Regions from separate parts of the Homo sapiens genome. Here regions 1 and 3 are each linked to region 2. The links are chromatin loops, found by intact Hi-C in ENCODE. Cell type or tissue: endothelial cell of umbilical vein. All regions are shown on one strand.

Region 1 (2,500 bases), 1.4 Mb after region 2:
AGACTCCATCTCAAAAAAAAAAAAAAGAAAGAAAAAGAAATGCTCACCTCCCTCATTTTGTCCCTCCTTCCTGTTCCCAGAATTATCCTGGGCAGCCTCTTTTGTAAAACCTACGCCCGTACTAGGGTTATTTATGTGTCTGTTGACCTTGCCCCACCAGCTTGCAAACGACTCACAGGCAGGAACTGTACCTCATTCATCCTGCTTGTCCTTCCTGAAGTGCATTGTCCTATCCTAGAAGAAAGTCCCTCACTTAGTACCTATTGAGTTGCTCTGTGCCTCTGTGGCCCTGGACATACACTTTCTTTCATAATATACACCACTTGTGTAGTTGCCCTAACCTTCTCTAGCAGATATAATCTGCTTGAGTGGAGGGACTACGCCATGCACATCTTTATATCCTCACATCCCTCTACCCTCAATACACACTCCTTTTTAGGTTCTTGCTACTCAAAATGTGGTCCACGGACCAACTGCATTGGCATCACCTGCAGCTTGTTAGAAACAGTCTCTCAGGCCCCACCCAGATCTACTGAATCAGAATCTGCATTTTAACAAGGTCTCAAAGTGATATGTGAACTCATTAAAGTTAGAGAGGAACTGGGCACCATGGCTCAGGCCTGTTATCCCAGTGCTTTGGGAGGCTGAGTTGGGAGGATCACTTGCGACCAGGAGTTCAAGGCCAGCCTGGGCATAGTAAGACCCCGTCTCTACAACAAATTTGCCGGGCATGGTGGTACATGCCTATAGTCCCAGCTATTAATACTTGGGAAGCTGAGGTGGGAGAATCACTTGAGCCCAGAAGGTCCAGGCTGCAGTGAGCCAAGATTGCACCACTTCCCTCCAGCCTGGGTGACACAGCAAGACCTTTCTCAAAAGTAAAATTAAATTAAATTAAAAAGTTAGAGAGGCACTTCTTTGGGAGGTGACATAGTAAAATATTTAAGAGAATGTGTCCTCGACTCAGACTATTAAGCTTGGGCAAGTTGTGTAAACTCTCTATGCCACAGTTTTCCCATCTGTAAAGTGAGAATATTAACAGTCCTCACCTCATGGTGATGTGGAAACGTTAACTAAAGTAATATGTAAGTAAAACACTCAGAACATTATAAGCACTCAATAATACATTATCAACTATTATTACTCAATTAAAACTGGTTAACTTTAATTGAATTTGAACTGCCACCTAGAATAGACAAGAAAATGAAACACAATTCTGTATGGATGTCAGAAACATGAAATATAAAATGTAATAAATAAAAATATTAAAAACCCCTTAGCAAATGTTAAGGAGCGTGTCAAATGATTCCTGTGTTGAACCTTAAGCATTTAGGTGGCTGGAGCCTTGAAAGTTACCATCCCCCAATTTTCTGCTGTGTCACTAGGTTTTTTTCTATTGAGCAATTCTTTCAGGTCGCCTCCACTCTGCTCTGCCTAAAGGACAACTTCATATAGTGCATTCGTGTCTTAGACTCCCCGATCTCCTGTAGCCTTTGCAATTACCTCGGGCCATGAAATGCGCTCCTTGCTTGGTTGAAACATATGCACACACTGCCCCCTAGGGGATATCCTCTGTCATGACCCTCCAAAACAAAAAAAAATCTCTTGGGGTGTAATTGGCTTCAAGGAAAAGGGCTGAAACCTTGACTGTAACATCCTATACCGCTTTGTAAATACTATTGGTCCACTCTAAAGTTAGGTAATAATAACATGCACTACTGTTGAGCCTTACTAGAATTTGTGAAATAGAACATGATATATGTGACCTGGATTTGTTTCCCTCAAATGTTAGGAAAAGGCATTAACACAGTGAGAGTCTAGAATGATAATCTACATTTGAAATGAATCCCTGTGTTTGTTGATAGAAAAAAATGACACATTCCTATCCCATACAGTAGATCCACAACTTAAGGTATTGAAGGAATGGCAGGGTAATGTTAGCAACATTATGATGAAATTCATTCAACAGATAATTATTGAGAGGCTACTATGTCCCCAGCACTTGTGGTTTTCACTGAACAAGAAAGGCAATCCTTGTTTTCATGGAGCTGACACTCTACGTAATATGGTAGTCACCCACTCTTGTCTCCCTGCTGTCCCCCTCAGCTTCCGGTGAGTTTTCCTTGGCTCTAGGGGGTGCTGACTTGCCTTGGGGTGGAAGACAAGAACAGCCAGTGTACCCTGGTCACCCCGAAAGCATCTCATAGACAGAACTCCGTTACAACCTCATACAACCTGATGGGTTGTTTTTCTGTCTTTTTTGTTTTCTCGTTGTTTATGGTAGGGTTTTGTTGTCTGTTTGTTTTATTTTGGTGGGTCTTTGCTCATTCCTGGCATCTTTCCAGGCCTTTTGGAGCCATACCAACTGAGTAAGAGAGTAGTATCTCGCAAACCAACCCCCAACCCATTGTTGTCGTCTGTCTTAAATCCTGCTTCATTCCGTACGTCTCCTGTGTCTTCTGCCAGGGCTTCCCTAGGTACAACTTCAAATTGAACATAT
Region 2 (2,500 bases):
CAATTTGGAACCACTTTTCTCACCTACAGAATGATGGGTTGACTTGAATGATTTTTAACCTTATCTGGTTTTGAGTTTTGGCTATGACTCTTTCCTGATCGCATTCTCACTCGTGGATTTAAAACAGGCTTTAGTCTGAATTCTGTAGGCCAACCTAAGCAAGTTGAAATTAATGCTCTTTTATCCTTAAACTGTTAATGCATGGATGGGGCTTCAATGGATATTCCATCATCATAGTATTTGCATTGGGTACTTTTCCCAAACAGCGAGTGCTAATGAGTATGTCAGGCATCTTGGCAGGGCTTTTTGAGGAGATATTTTTCAACAAGGCTTTTTCTAGCCTATCATAAAAAATACAGATTCCACTTGGCAATCACAACCAAAGGCCAAGAATGTATTTGTAACGTCATAGCACTTATAGGTTATGCAATTGGATATTTTAGGGCTACGATATGAAATTTTTAATCATTCAGAAATATTTTGAAGAGAAAATTCCCATTCTCTTACTAAATTCATAGATGAATTTTCTTGGAAACTTGAATCTTCCACCCACTAGTGCACATTACCTTGCCTTCATTCACATGCATATGTACCCTATCAAATCCCCCACAGATTTGTAAGGGATTTTTTTATTGTTGCTATTGCTGTTTTCAAATTTGTAACCTGTGACTTATGGTGCCTTAATTAGACATCTACATGTCAGGTGATTGTTACATTATGATGGCAATAGCTGCTAATTTGAGCGTGAAAGTCTTGATGGAAAGGCAGTAGTCAGGGAGCTGACCTTTTGCTATTGAGGAGACTCCAGGGTGGGTTAATTCACACCCACCATAGTCATTAGTTCCCACTCTCCTCCGTCATATTTACTCCTACATAGTTTACTGAGCTGCCAATCAACCCTTAGTATCTGGATGAGCACACTGATGGGGAGGGGGCTGGCATGGCGCTTGCTTTCCTGCTGCAACCAAGAAATCATTTATAGAGGCAGTCTCTTTTTCAGTCTCCAGACTCAGATACTATTTATTTATTTCAAAATTAAATAAAAAAGAAAATAAGTAGTACACATCTTTTAAAAATTCAAATTACACGAAAAAGTATCCTGTACAAACTTCACACCTGTCCCTTAGTTTTCCAGTTCACTTCTTCCCCATTGATGCAGGTTTTGCATATTCTTCCAGAGATATTGAGACGATATGGCAAAGTTAAAAGCAAAGACACATTTTATGTTTCTCTCTAACTTTCCTTCTCTAGCTCTTTGCCTCCCTCTTTCCTCTAGTCCAAAGCAGTAATGATCTTGAAAACCATTAGGGGGCAGCTGTGACCAGAAAAGGAAACAACAAGCAGAAACGAGGAACTAAAATCCTAGAGGAAGAGAGATGCAAAAGGAAATGAAAGGAATGCTAAGCAGAGAGACCAGCCAAAGAGAAAAATGGAAAAAAGAGGAAGACGAAGAAAGAAAGAAACACAAGCATTATAAAACAAAAGGAAATGGAGAGCGAGGTGATGATATTAAAAAGCTAAAGGCAGCGTGTGTGTTAGGGGAGGGATAGCTTATGAAGGCCAGGGATTATCTGAGGTTTTGTTTTGTTTTGGTTTGATTTGTTTTTTTTTAAAGCAAACCTGTGGAACCCGATTGACTCAATGTTAGCAGAAAGTAGGAAGTTATCTTTTTCAGAACTGGAAGGCATTTATTGTGCTGGACTTTACATTCTTAGGACATGCTTCAAACTGAAGGGTTCTGAGCACCCTCTGTCCATTTGGGCTTGCGACGTGGCGGGCAGGATGGAGAGGAACAGCCCGCTTCCCTTACATCTTCAGAGTGCTTAGAAATGCTTTCAGGCCTCAGCAAGACAGCAAAATTAACCTGAATATAAAGGTGTAATTCTATTTCTCAGGGCAGCAGAGCTAAAAAACGAAGGAAGGGGCTTCTTTTGAAGCCGATGCGATAATCAAAGTGCTTTCAGGTGTACTTCGGGCATACCTCCCCTGGTTTCAGCAGGCTAACTTCATTAAAGCGCCTAGCTACTGCTTTAATGTTTTCTAGGCTTTCCCCCAGGGTACATTAAGCAGAAACAAGCTCTCATGGGAGCTTGTTCCCTGATGTTTTGCATTGTGGATGGAATGCAGGGGCAACATTTATGCTGGAATAATATTAAATGGGAAATCGTTTCTAGAGCACAATAAATATGATCACTTTCAGCTAGTAACCTCTTCTCTCTTTCTAATCCAAACTTTCCCTCCCCACCTTTAAAAAAGTGACAACAATTTTAGGAAACTCTGGTCTAGAGTCACCAGATAAAGCATGGACCATATGCCTCCATTTATTATTTGCTGAATCTGATTCAGAAGGTAGAATACTCCCCAAGCTGCCCCAAACTCTATGCCCAATGCTACTCATCAAAATTCAGTGAAAACTTTTATTTTAGGATCAAAGGCACCAGCTCTTGGTCACATTTGTTAGACTCATATATTTACTGAAGATCCAAGATGGGTAGAGTCT
Region 3 (2,500 bases), 1.4 Mb after region 2:
AATTTATACCAATCCATACAGATGTACTCTTTTCTGTTTATTATTCCCAATTGTGTAATGGAGGTTAATGTCATACAAAGGGGAAAAAAAAGTCTGGAGTTTGACAGGCACTCCCCCTATTTTGTTTTAAGGTGAAACAAAGAAAATGAAAGCTTGTTCTTTGGGCCAGGATTTCTTGCTCCCTAATTCTACCCAGACTGGATCGTCTTAAATCTGATTTGGGATTTGAGCATTATTTGGATTAGCTCATTAGTGGGGCACCATTCTGACAAGCCACTAATCTGGGGCACTGGTGCACAGCACCATGACAGTATTATGCTGAAAATGAGAAATCTAACGAGATTAGACAGATCCTAGTGCAAATGGTCTAAAGGTATTTTGCATGGAGATCCATGAGCTGGGGAATGCAGGAGGCAGGCAGATGGAGGCATCAGACTCAGTTGAGCTAGAACACAGCAGCTGCAACACCCAGAGTGATCTTCTGCTGAAAGGCAGCAATGTCACACCTTTTCTAAGCAGGTTCTGTGGAATATCAAGCAATTGTCAAGATTAAAAAGTAATAATAATAATAAATAATTAGGTGGTGGACAGGGGGCAGTGGGAGGAGCTATGAACAGAGAGGGAATTTTATTGTAAGACTCGCATGCAGTTTCGTGTCCCTGTGGTGGGAGCAGGAACAAGTTACAGGGTAAGAACTAATTGGCAGCTGGGACCAGCAACCTGTTATGTTCTAAAGTTACTCGCCCAGTACTGGTTGTAGAGAAAAGCTCCACTGTTGCTTTTTCCTCTGGTACAGTTATTTTCTTTCCTCCCATTAACCTGTGATTTTAGTTGTTTTTAAGCTGAACCAAACATACTGGTTCCCTTCTGCTTAGAATGGGGCTGTTGCTAAGATCAGAAAATGCTGAACTCCAACAACGCGTGATTTATAATGTCCAGATGTGGCTATGGGGCAGCAGACAACACACAGTGGAAGGGGACTTTGTGTCTCCCCCATCCCTTTCCCTCCTCGTTCACTCAAAGAGGAAACAAAAGTTTCCATGGCATTTTCTTGCTTGTAAGTGGAAAATCAAGCCATTAGCAGAGCCCAGGAGTTGGCCCCCTGGGATGTAATTCCTTCTTCATATTGTGCTCGTCTGCCACCTCGTGGTGACTTTTAGGACTCCATGAAAGACCCGCTTGTTAATATAGCTCCCCCACCCCATTTAGTGCCCCTCCTAGAAGAAGCCTAGAAGAAAATTCAGTCTCAATCCATTGTATGGATCATCTTTAAAATGAGCATGTGCAAGACAAAAGCAAATGCATTTCAGTACATGTTCATTACATACAAAATCAAGCACATGGCTTCTTTTGTATTCTTCCTTGCCAGGCAGTGAACGAGCATTTTGACTTAAAAGTCAAGAATTATCATCTAAGTATTTAGAACTGAATTCAAGACAGAATTCTACTTCCTTATTTTACCTTTTCACATGTGTTTAGGGATTTAGAGGAGAAACTCAGCCAGAAACTAATGGATGATACATTTTAATGGAGTGCCTCTGTTTGTTTTAAGTATCTTAATCAAGTGTGGATGAAGACCTTAAGGGGTATTGGAATAATTCAAGAATGCTGGTCCCAACATAAGAAGGTGAAGCAAAGTCATCACAGACATATTCCTAGTGTCATAGAATCATTAAACTGTCTAAAGCTGAGAAAAGGATTCCAATGAAGAGAGAGTAAAAAAAAAAATTCCCTGAGAAATGTATCTTCCTAAACACATTTTAACCCTCCCTGCCAGAAACAAAAGGCAAGTCCAAAACAGTTGTCAGAGTCCAGAGTCTGAAAAAACAGAGTTCTAAGAATCACTGGGAGATGATTTGGGGCACTATTCTAAATGTTACTCTTATAAACCAAGCATGAATTATCTGTAAGGTTTCAAGTATCCTAAGCCAAAAAGAAAGCTGAAAAAGGTGGACTACCCCACATTTTTGGTGATATAGAGAGGAATGGTTCATGCTTCAAAAGACTATTCTAAACATAATTGCTTACAAGAACTTAGGCAGCAAGGAAAAGAGAGGTTTTTAAGTTTTCCCTTTGGACAAAATCCATTGTAGATTTTTGCTTTTTTGCTTTTTCTTCTTGAGATTCATGAAAACCCTTTGTCATTCAACTGTGGCTGAGCAGTAATCTATTGTTTCACTTAAACACACACCAGAAGAGATGATGTTGATTAATCAAAGTAGAAGAAGTAGATATGCTTTGAAAACAAAAACCCTGTTAGTGCTTCAAAATGAGTGTCCATTGGCCATCAGGAACTCTGTTGCTAGGGAGATGGTTCCCAGGCATAGGTGCTTTTATGGCTGCTGCATTTAACTGGAGGCATAGTCCCCTGACAGCTTGTTTGATGACCTTTGGACTGATGTCATGAATGAAAGGTTTTCAAATATTTAAGTTTTCCTGTGTGTCTTAGCATGAGGGGATTGTGCTGGTGTGACTGCTTTTCAAAGGCAAAACTAGGAAA

Evidence for each region. Hi-C counts contacts between places; a loop is a spot of excess contacts. Peaks named below come from ENCODE experiments on the same cell type or tissue, not always from the same donor. Only the 100,000 strongest peaks of a DNase experiment are listed, where the experiment ranks them.
Region 1: a loop joins it to region 2, with 7 times the contacts of the local background. A loop is called at or near these places in 91 of 110 quality-filtered maps.
Region 3: it touches region 2 in a loop (11-fold over the local background); 56 of 110 quality-filtered maps call a loop at or near these places.

Annotation. Positions count from the first base shown.
Region 1 is chr2:204,324,641-204,327,140 of GRCh38, reverse strand. No RefSeq gene overlaps it. Among named protein-coding and RNA genes, the nearest start is that of PARD3B, 220 kb to the left of the region's middle. In endothelial cell of umbilical vein, a CTCF peak has its summit at 1,548 (motif pointing left); a DNase peak (open chromatin) is centred at 1,540.
Region 2 is chr2:205,674,920-205,677,419 of GRCh38, reverse strand. No RefSeq gene overlaps it. Among named protein-coding and RNA genes, the nearest start is that of NRP2, 6.3 kb to the left of the region's middle. In endothelial cell of umbilical vein, a CTCF peak has its summit at 1,315 (motif pointing right); a DNase peak (open chromatin) is centred at 1,329.
Region 3 is chr2:204,258,929-204,261,428 of GRCh38, reverse strand. No RefSeq gene overlaps it. Among named protein-coding and RNA genes, the nearest start is that of PARD3B, 290 kb to the left of the region's middle. In endothelial cell of umbilical vein, a CTCF peak has its summit at 1,142 (motif pointing left); a DNase peak (open chromatin) is centred at 1,118.